3 separate regions of the Homo sapiens genome follow, and regions 1 and 3 are each linked to region 2. The links are chromatin contacts, found by Hi-C or POLR2A ChIA-PET in ENCODE. All regions are on one chromosome and are shown on one strand. Each heading gives the region's core, a stretch centred on a gene start or an enhancer-like site at or near the end of the contact. The rest is flanking DNA. Distances are from core to core; before and after follow the strand shown.

What was found. Hi-C counts contacts between places; a loop is a spot of excess contacts on that map. ChIA-PET counts read pairs that join two places held with the same protein, here RNA polymerase II (POLR2A). Pooled maps may share reads with other maps.
Region 1: a pooled map shows a loop between it and region 2 (5-fold over the local background). The contact joins two enhancer-like sites. A Hi-C loop is called at or near these places in 5 of 50 pooled maps. POLR2A ChIA-PET finds 5 or more read pairs at or near these places in 5 of 52 experiments (B cell, Caco-2, WTC11 and 1 more).
Region 3: a loop to region 2 is called in a pooled map, with 4 times the contacts of the local background. The contact joins two enhancer-like sites. A Hi-C loop is called at or near these places in 2 of 50 pooled maps. POLR2A ChIA-PET finds 5 or more read pairs at or near these places in 2 of 52 experiments (H1 and activated CD4-positive, alpha-beta T cell).

The regions. Positions count from the first base shown.
Region 1 is chr18:2,635,475-2,638,174 of GRCh38, forward strand. No RefSeq gene overlaps it. Among named protein-coding and RNA genes, the nearest start is that of SMCHD1, 19 kb to the right of the region's middle. RefSeq lists enhancers at 1,042-1,221, 1,812-1,861. Within about 2 kb of position 1,342, at least 15 of the 41 ENCODE cell types and tissues checked have a DNase peak (open chromatin) inside an H3K27ac peak, as active enhancers do.
Region 2 is chr18:2,904,726-2,907,425 of GRCh38, forward strand. EMILIN2 (elastin microfibril interfacer 2) reads left to right here. Exons shown (of 8, transcript NM_032048.3): 5 at 2,058-2,360. Among named protein-coding and RNA genes, the nearest start is that of EMILIN2, 59 kb to the left of the region's middle. RefSeq lists a silencer at 1,560-2,419. Within about 2 kb of position 1,451, at least 29 of the 41 ENCODE cell types and tissues checked have a DNase peak (open chromatin) inside an H3K27ac peak, as active enhancers do.
Region 3 is chr18:3,295,655-3,298,354 of GRCh38, forward strand. No RefSeq gene overlaps it. Among named protein-coding and RNA genes, the nearest start is that of MYL12-AS1, 35 kb to the left of the region's middle. RefSeq lists an enhancer at 1,552-1,631. Within about 2 kb of position 1,442, at least 21 of the 41 ENCODE cell types and tissues checked have a DNase peak (open chromatin) inside an H3K27ac peak, as active enhancers do.

The sequences.
Region 1 (2,700 bases), core at 92-2,591, 270 kb before region 2:
GTGCATGGAAAGGAAGGAGTCACTGGGTAACCGGGAGCCAAGAACAGCATTATCCTGATGTCTTTCCTTAAGGCAACCTCTATCCTGGGGCAAAGAGAAGGAACTTGGGGAGTTCCATCAAGTAGGTATAGTAAGCAAGGGTGTGGTGTGGTGGGGCAGGGGATGCTATACTATAGTTTAGCATTAATTATGTTTGGTTAGAAACATTGTTCTGTTGGCCTTTCTGTGTCCTGTTGAAAACATTGTTTATCACAGCCTAACTGCTGGCAGAGTTTCTCAAGCCCTGATTAGAATGCGGCTTCTAGGGGAAGGGAGGGTTAGGAGACTTCAATTCTATGGGACAATCACTCTGAGAATTGAAAATGCCACCCAGAGATAATAAAAGCCAGTTAAAGCTCACCAACCAAAGAAAAGACCACAGGTCTTACCTACAGAAAATAGTTGCATGACTGTACTTGCTGTAGTGAGGAGGAACTGGTCATGGGATATCTCAGAAACATGGAGCAAGGAGGGGCTTTTTTTTTTTTTTTCCCGAGACGGAGTCCCTCTGTTGCCCAGTCTGGAGTGCAGTGGCGTGATCTCAGTTCACTGCAACCTCCGCCTCCCAGGTTCAAACAATTCTCCTGCCTCAGCCTCCCGAGTAGCTGGGATTACAGGTGCATGCCACCACGCCCAGCTAATTTTTGTATTTTTCGTAGTGACAGGATTTCACCATGTGGTCAGGCTGGTCTCAAACTCCTGACCTCAAGTGATCTGCCCGCCTTGGCCTCCCAAAGTGCTGAGATAACAGGCGTGAGCCACCGTGCCCAGCCAGGGAGGGGCTTTTTATAGGGTTTGGCCTTTGTTCGGTGATTCTAAGAAGGAATGGTTAGTCTTTTTTTTTCCAACTACGGTACAGCATTAATTATGTTTGGTTAGAAACATTGTTCTGTTGGCCTTTCTGTGTCCTGTCGAAAACATTGTTTATCACAGTCTGACTGCTGGCAGAGTTTCTCAAGCTCTGATTAGAATTAAGGGTCCTGTTTGGGGAAAGTAACTGCATAGAAGGCCATAGAAAAGGCTCAGTAGGACTGTAGTTCCAGAGGAGCACTCTGTGAAAATTTCAACCACAGCAGAGGAAAATGGGGACTTCGACTTGTATGGAGATAGGAGGCTGCTCGGCCGCTGTGAAAAATCTAAGGGGAGCCCTGCATCAGATATCCAGAAGCTGTTTCCTGCATTTCCAAGGATGCTGTGCCCTGTAAGAAGATTTAGAGATGTGTGAGAGACGTAGGGACGTGAGGAGAGAACAGCAAAATTATATAAAGTGTAAGATATTGTGTACTTCCCCTTCCTGTTGTGGTTGGCTTTGAGCTAGAACACCTTGAGGATTTGGCTTTGAGTTACAAGCAGTTAGTTTCTCTTAGGCTAGCAAAGCTGGAGACAATACACAAGTGTATACTTCCTTTTCTTCTGAAAAAGCAACAAGGTTGGATAGATTTAGTTTTGCACATGTGAGGCAAAAACATTCTCTAAAATGAAAAGGGTTGACATAACAGGGAATCTAAAATGTTCAGTGTTTGTGTGTGTGTGTGTGTGTGTGTGTGTGTGTGTGTGTTTACTTCTTTATTCTTTTTTGAGAAGCTTTCTTTTTTTTTTTTTTTTTTTTTTAGGTTTACATCACCGGAACAGGAGGAGGGACACACCCAACAGCTGTAGAAGCAGGAAATATCTAATACAAAACTAAAGTACAAAAACATGAAAACAGAGTCTTTGCGCATATTTTGTTCCTGCTGACTGCCTTGAAAAAGTCTACATTTCCTATACATATGATTGGGAATGGGGAGGGCTTGGTTCTCCTTGTGCAACATATTCAGCATGATTTAGGCAGTTTTATCTCTGCAAATTTATTGTTTCCTTTGGAGAAGTATTCATTTTCTAAATCACATCTCAGAAGTATCAAGAGTTATGTACCACAGGACAGCAGGGGGCAATTATAGAAGTCAGATTCACGTCAAGCCAGAGTACATTCTGTGAGGAGGAACTGACCCAGGCTTGGCAAGTGTCAGCTTGAATTAACCTTTTTTTTTTTTTTTTTTTTTGCCAGGAGTCTCCCTCTGTCGCCCAGGCTGGAGTGCAATGGCACAATCTCAGCTCACTGCAACCTCCACTTCCCCAGTTCAAGTGATTCTCCTGCCTCAGCCTCCCGAGTAGCTGGCATTACGGGTGCGTGCCACCACGCCCACCTAATTTTTGTATTTTTAGTTGAGACAGGGTTTCGCCATGTTGGCCAGACTGGTCTCAAACTCCTGACCTCAAGTGATCTGCCCGCCTCAGCCTCCCGAAGTGCTGAGATTACAGGCGTGAGCCATCGTGCCCGGACTTAAATTAACTATTAATAGGGATATTTAGAACTGAAAAATACACATTTTGAGGAATGTGACAAAAAGTGTCCTTATTTTTCATAATTGATATGGTTATGGATGGCTAATGACCTGTGTGCTATAGGATCTGTGTATCTTGTGTGGGGATGCTGCATTCTAACTCTAGAACCGGCCAATTGCCTTGTAAGGGGAGGATGAGTAATATAGTTTTAGAGAAGAGATTATTTCTCTCTAAAGAAAGTGAAACTTAGATAAGAAACAGAAATTTAGCCCGGGCGTGGTGGCTCACACCTGTAATCCCAGCACTTTGGGAGGCCGAGGCAGGTGGATCACGAGG
Region 2 (2,700 bases), core at 201-2,700:
TGGTGTGGCTTGCTTTGGTCCCTGTCGTTCACACAGGCGGCTTTCCTCATATGTCAGGTGATTTTGACTTTGGTTCACATTTAATGGGGAGACACTAGATAGAGTTTCACGACTGTGGGCATCATAGGGTCAATTTGAAGAATCCTCCTATATCCAGCTAGAGGTATAAGCAAGTGGCTGGGAGCTTAGCAGAGGATGGGGACTGTGAGCCTCCTTATTCAGGGAGCAGACTTTCGCTTAGTGTTTTTAGACTGGTATCTTACTCCTATCTTCCACTGTAGCTGGTATCTGCATGTTTTTCAATCCCTCTGCCTCAGTTTCTCTGTCTAACCCAGCCTTTCTCAACCAGGGTTCTAAAGAGATGTAAATCCTGATGCCATTCTATTGTATGGCGTGAACTAACTTCTCTGTATCTAGAATGGAATTAGCTCTGTATCATCCTCAGGGAAAACTGAGAGAGTAATCACTCAAATTGTTTTCTCTTGGGCTTCTCTCATGGAACATTGGTCAGGAAAGGCTGTTGGAGAAACTGCCTCTCTCAGGGTGTTCTGGCAACCTGCCTCTGTGGGTGGGGCGGGGGGGGGGCATGTATTTGATCTGCCATATTTATCTTAGTTTTATTTTTTTAATTTTTAGTTGTTATGTGTACAGAGTAGATATATATATATATGGGGTACATGAGGTATTTTGATACAGGCATGCAGTGTATAATAATCGGGGTAATAGGGTATCTATTACCCAAAGCATGTGCCATTTCTTTACAGACATTCCAATTCTACTCTTTTATTTAAAAATGTGCAAAAGATAATTGCTGACTGCAGTCACCCTGTTGTGCTATCAGATACTAGATCTTATTAACTCTGTCTAACTATATTTTTGAACCCATCAACCACCTCCACTGCCCTTCTCCCCAGCTTAGTGAGGCTGGAGTGCAGCGGGCGATCTCGGCTCCCTGCAACCTCCACCTCCTGGGTTCAAGTGATTCTCCTGCCTCAGCCTCCCGAGTAGCTGGGATTACAGGTGCGCTCCACTACCCCGGGCTAATTTTTGTTTTTTTGTTTTTTTTTTTTGGATATTTGGAAGAGATGAGGTTTCGCCATCTTGGTCAGGCTGGTCTCGAATTTGGGGGCTCAAGTGATCCGGCCGCGTCGGCCTCCCAAAGTGCTGGGATTACGGGCGTGAGCCACCGCGCCCGGCCCGCTTAGGGAGTTTTAAAACAAAACTAGACGGCAGGTCGGGAGGCAGCCGCCGATTTTTGTCGGGTCCTAAACAAAAATCAAATGTGTTGCGCTTTGGAACTCTGGGCATCGTGGGCACCAGGCTGACGGGGGCGGCGGGGATGGCGTTTCTTGGCGAGCGGGTCCCTCAGCCAGGCCCGGGTATTGTCAGGCGTCCCGTGGACGGTCGGGAGGGGCTTCCTGGAGGGCTCGTTCCGGGAACGAGTTCAAAGGAGGAAAGGGCGGCAGCTTCCGGCGCCTTCCCCAGAGGGCCGGGAGACGCACGCCAGGAGCTTCCTCCGTTGGAAGTCCCTTCCGCTGGCGACGTGGGCGCTGTGGCCGCGGCCCTCGTGGAGCCTGAGCCCTCCTCACGGCCTCCGCGCAGCCCTGGGGCCCCCCGGCAGGGTCCCTCGGCAGCCCGCGGGAGAGGCCGTGGGGCCCCGGCAGGAGTGTGGTTCAGAGACGGTGCGGGGGTCGGTGGCCTCAGGTCCCTTTCAGTCACTTGCGACGCACCCGCGGTTTCCGCGTGCTGTGAAATCGGGAATTGTTGATGCCGGAGCCAAGAGTGAGGCCGGTTTGGAAAGTGCAGCCGTCTGCGCCGGAGAGGCTGGAAACGCCCCGGCCCCGGGCAGGGGTCCCCGGCGGCGTCCGGGTGGCCCGCGGCGTCCTCGGAAGATGCGGGCGGACGCCCGTGTGTCCCGCTGGCCTGACGTCGCAGGGGTGGCCGCAGAGTCCTCACGGGGACCCCGCTCGCCGGGACTCATGGAGGGGACCCTGACGGGGCAGTCAGGGCTGAGGTTTCCTAATCCCGTGTGTTTCTTTCTCCCCGACGCCCGGCAGAGGCGCCCTCGCCCCCGCCGCCCGCAGAGGCCCCGAAGGAGCCGCTGCAGCCCGAGCCCGCCCCGCCGAGGCCCAGCGGCCCCGCAACCGCAGAGGACCCTGGGCGACGGCCCGTCCTGCCCCAGCGGCCCCCCGAGGAGAGGCCGCCCCAGCCGCCAGGCTCCACCGGGGTCATCGCGGAGACGGGCCAGGCCGGGCCCCCCGCAGGCGCAGGCGTGTCTGGGCGGGGTCTGCCGCGGGGCGTGGACGGCCAGACCGGGAGCGGCACCGTCCCCGGCGCAGAAGGCTTCGCGGGCGCACCAGGTGAGGCCCGGGGCTGCGCGGGGAGGAGCGCGGGGCTCTCCCGGAACTTCCGCCTGAGCCTCGGGGTCTGCTGAGGGGCGTGGCGGTTCGGGGTCCAGCCTTCGGGGGGGCAAGTTCCGAAATGCAGCTTTGGAAGGATGCCGAGGCCCGAGGGACCGCTCATGCTAGTCCAGCACACGGAGGCCGGGGCACCTCAGGGACAGTGCAGTCGTCTGTACTTAGACATACTGAGTGGCCCCGCCGGTTGGAGTACGAGTGCCACACGGGCAGCTCATTGATTCCCAGCAGGAAGGATCTTGGAAGCCAGAAGGGTATTGGGAGCTTGGGTAGCAGCAAAGCA
Region 3 (2,700 bases), core at 192-2,691, 390 kb after region 2:
TGCATTCTGTGAGTTGTTCTGGTCCATTATTAAACCTGAGGAGTTAGTGGGAATCCCTGCATTTGTGGTCAGTTGGTCAGAAGCACCGGTGGCTCAGGAACCCTGGAACATATAACAGCTGGTATCTGGGGTAAGAGGCATCCTGTGAGTGGCTGTTCCCTTAACCTGTGAAATTTGACCTTACTCCAGGTCAGGATTGTATTGCAAAGAGAAAATAATGTATGGATCCCCTTGTAGGCATCACCTAGCTTCAATAATAATCAGCTCATGGCCAAACTTGTTTCATCTATAACCCCTCCCATTTTCCTTTCATCATTATCCCTCAGCCCTCTTACCTGCATCACTAGATTACTTTGAAGTAAATCACTGACAAATCATTTTGTCAGCAAATCACTGATATTTGTTCATACATATTAAAGCAGATATCTCTAAAACAAAAGACCGCTTCCCCTCCCACTTTTTTTTTTTTTTTTTTTTTTGAGACAGAGTCTCACCCTGTCACCCAGGCTGGAGTGCAATGGCGCTATCTCTGCTCACTGCAACCTCCACCTCCCAGGTTCAAGCGATTCTCCTGCCTCAGCCTCCTGAGTAGCTGGGATCACAGGCGGGCGTCACCACGCCCGGCTAATTTTTTATATCTTTAGTAGAGATGGGGTTTCACCATGTTGGCCAGGCTGGCCTCGAACTCCTGACCTCATAATCTGCCTGCCTTGGCCTCCCAAATGCTGGGATTACAGGCGTGAGCCACCGCGCCCGGCCTCCCCACCTTTTTTTTAAGAGACAAGTTCTCACTCTGTTGCTCCCAAGATGGCAGATTGGAGGCAGTGTTAGCATGCCTCTTCCACTTGGAAAGACAAGATAGTGTGTAGAGACTCACACACTGTGAACTTTTCTCCTAGAAGCAACACAGGAACTTAACAGGAGAACTGAAAGAAGCCACTGACCCTTTGAAAGAAGCACTGGGCTGCAGCCTACACCATAAGCCAGTGGAAAACTAAGTTCCCCAGAGTGAAAGAGGAATAAATTGCCTCTGGAACATACACTCCCACTTGGGAATCTGGCAATAGAGGCCCATGAGGGAAGAACTTAACCCTATCCAGCAATGGAGCTGATTTTAGTGAGCAGTGGGGAATGTATGAGAAAAAGCATCATTGGGACGGGCTTTGCATGCACTCCCAGGCTCCAGTGAGGATGGAGGGAAGACATTCCCGACCCTACCTCACAGAGGACTGTGCAGAAATCTGCCAGCTAACTCAGACAGCAGTCACAGGTTGGCAGAAGTTCCCAACTGGGTTCACAATATAATGCCGAATGGGGACAAACCCCCTTGGGCAGAACCAAGGAGTGACTGGGAAATGTGCTGCAGCCACGGGTGCAGGAGCTGGGCGCCCCTGCTTCACGGGCAGACTGGGAGGGGCGTGGCTTGAAAGCATTGGTTGTTCTCTCCTTCAGGAAGGCTTATGGCATGGGGCAGTCTTGAGTTCTGAATGCGGACTGCCTGGATTCTAACGAGCTGCTGCAAGCGGAACCCTGCGGGTGAGGGACCGGCCTTGCCAAGTGCATGGGCGCTGGTGGGGCTTACTGCCGCCTGCTACTCCCCAACCCCTGTAGAGAGACTTCTGTGCAGCAGAGGCAGCTGCACCCCTCCCTGCAACATTACCCCTGCGGCCAGAAAAATGCTCTCTGACCCCCACAGGGGCCACTGCTTACCCCGCATGTGGGGAGCCACAGCGTGAACCTGCCTGATCCAGCCGCCACCTGGCTTTGCTCCTTCACTTGCTCTGGTAGCTTAACACAAAGGACAGAAATTTTTTGGCGCTCTATGGCCCCACCCATTACCTGAGTCACCAGAGTACCTCCCCTGGGTAACATGAGGCAAGCACAAATCCCACTGCTACTACGGCAGCTGGTGCTCTTTGGCAAGCGCCACCTTCTGGCTGGAGGCCAATTGACAGTCCATTACAGCATCTCCAAGTAGTGTAACACTGCACCAAGGAAGGAGAAAACTTGTGCATGACCTCAGCTGTCACCATTGCCTGCATCGTTCTGGCTAACCAGGGGGTCCTGAGTCTGTCCACATGACCAATTCATTACTACTACTACTGGCATTTGAGAAATCTTTACCAGACAAAGAATTCAAAAGGTTGATCATTAAGCTACTCAAGGAGATATAAGAGAAAGGTGAAAAACAACATATAGAAATTTAAAAATCAATTCAGGATATAGATGAAATATTTTCTAAAGAGATAGATTTTTTTAAAAAATCAACCAGAACTTTTTGAAATGAAGGACACATTTAGGGATTTAGGGAATTACAAAATGAGCTGGAAAGTTTTAACAATATTCTAGACCAAATAGAAGAAAGAATTTCAGAGCTCTAAGACAAGGCTTTCAAATTAACCCAATCAGACAAAAATAAAGAAAAAAGAATTAATAGAAATGAATAAAGCGTCCAAGAAATATGGTATTATGTAAAATGGACAAGTATAAGAACTATTGGTGTCCCTGAAGGAGAAGAAAAAGCAAAAAAAAAAAAAAAAAAAAAAAGTGAAAAACTTCTTTGAGGGAATAATTGAGAAAAACTTCCCTGTCCTTGCTGGAGATTTAGACATCCAAATACAAGAAGCTCAAAGAAGTCCTGGGAGATTCATTGCAAAAAGGATATCACCAAGGAACATAGTCATCAGACTATCTATAGTC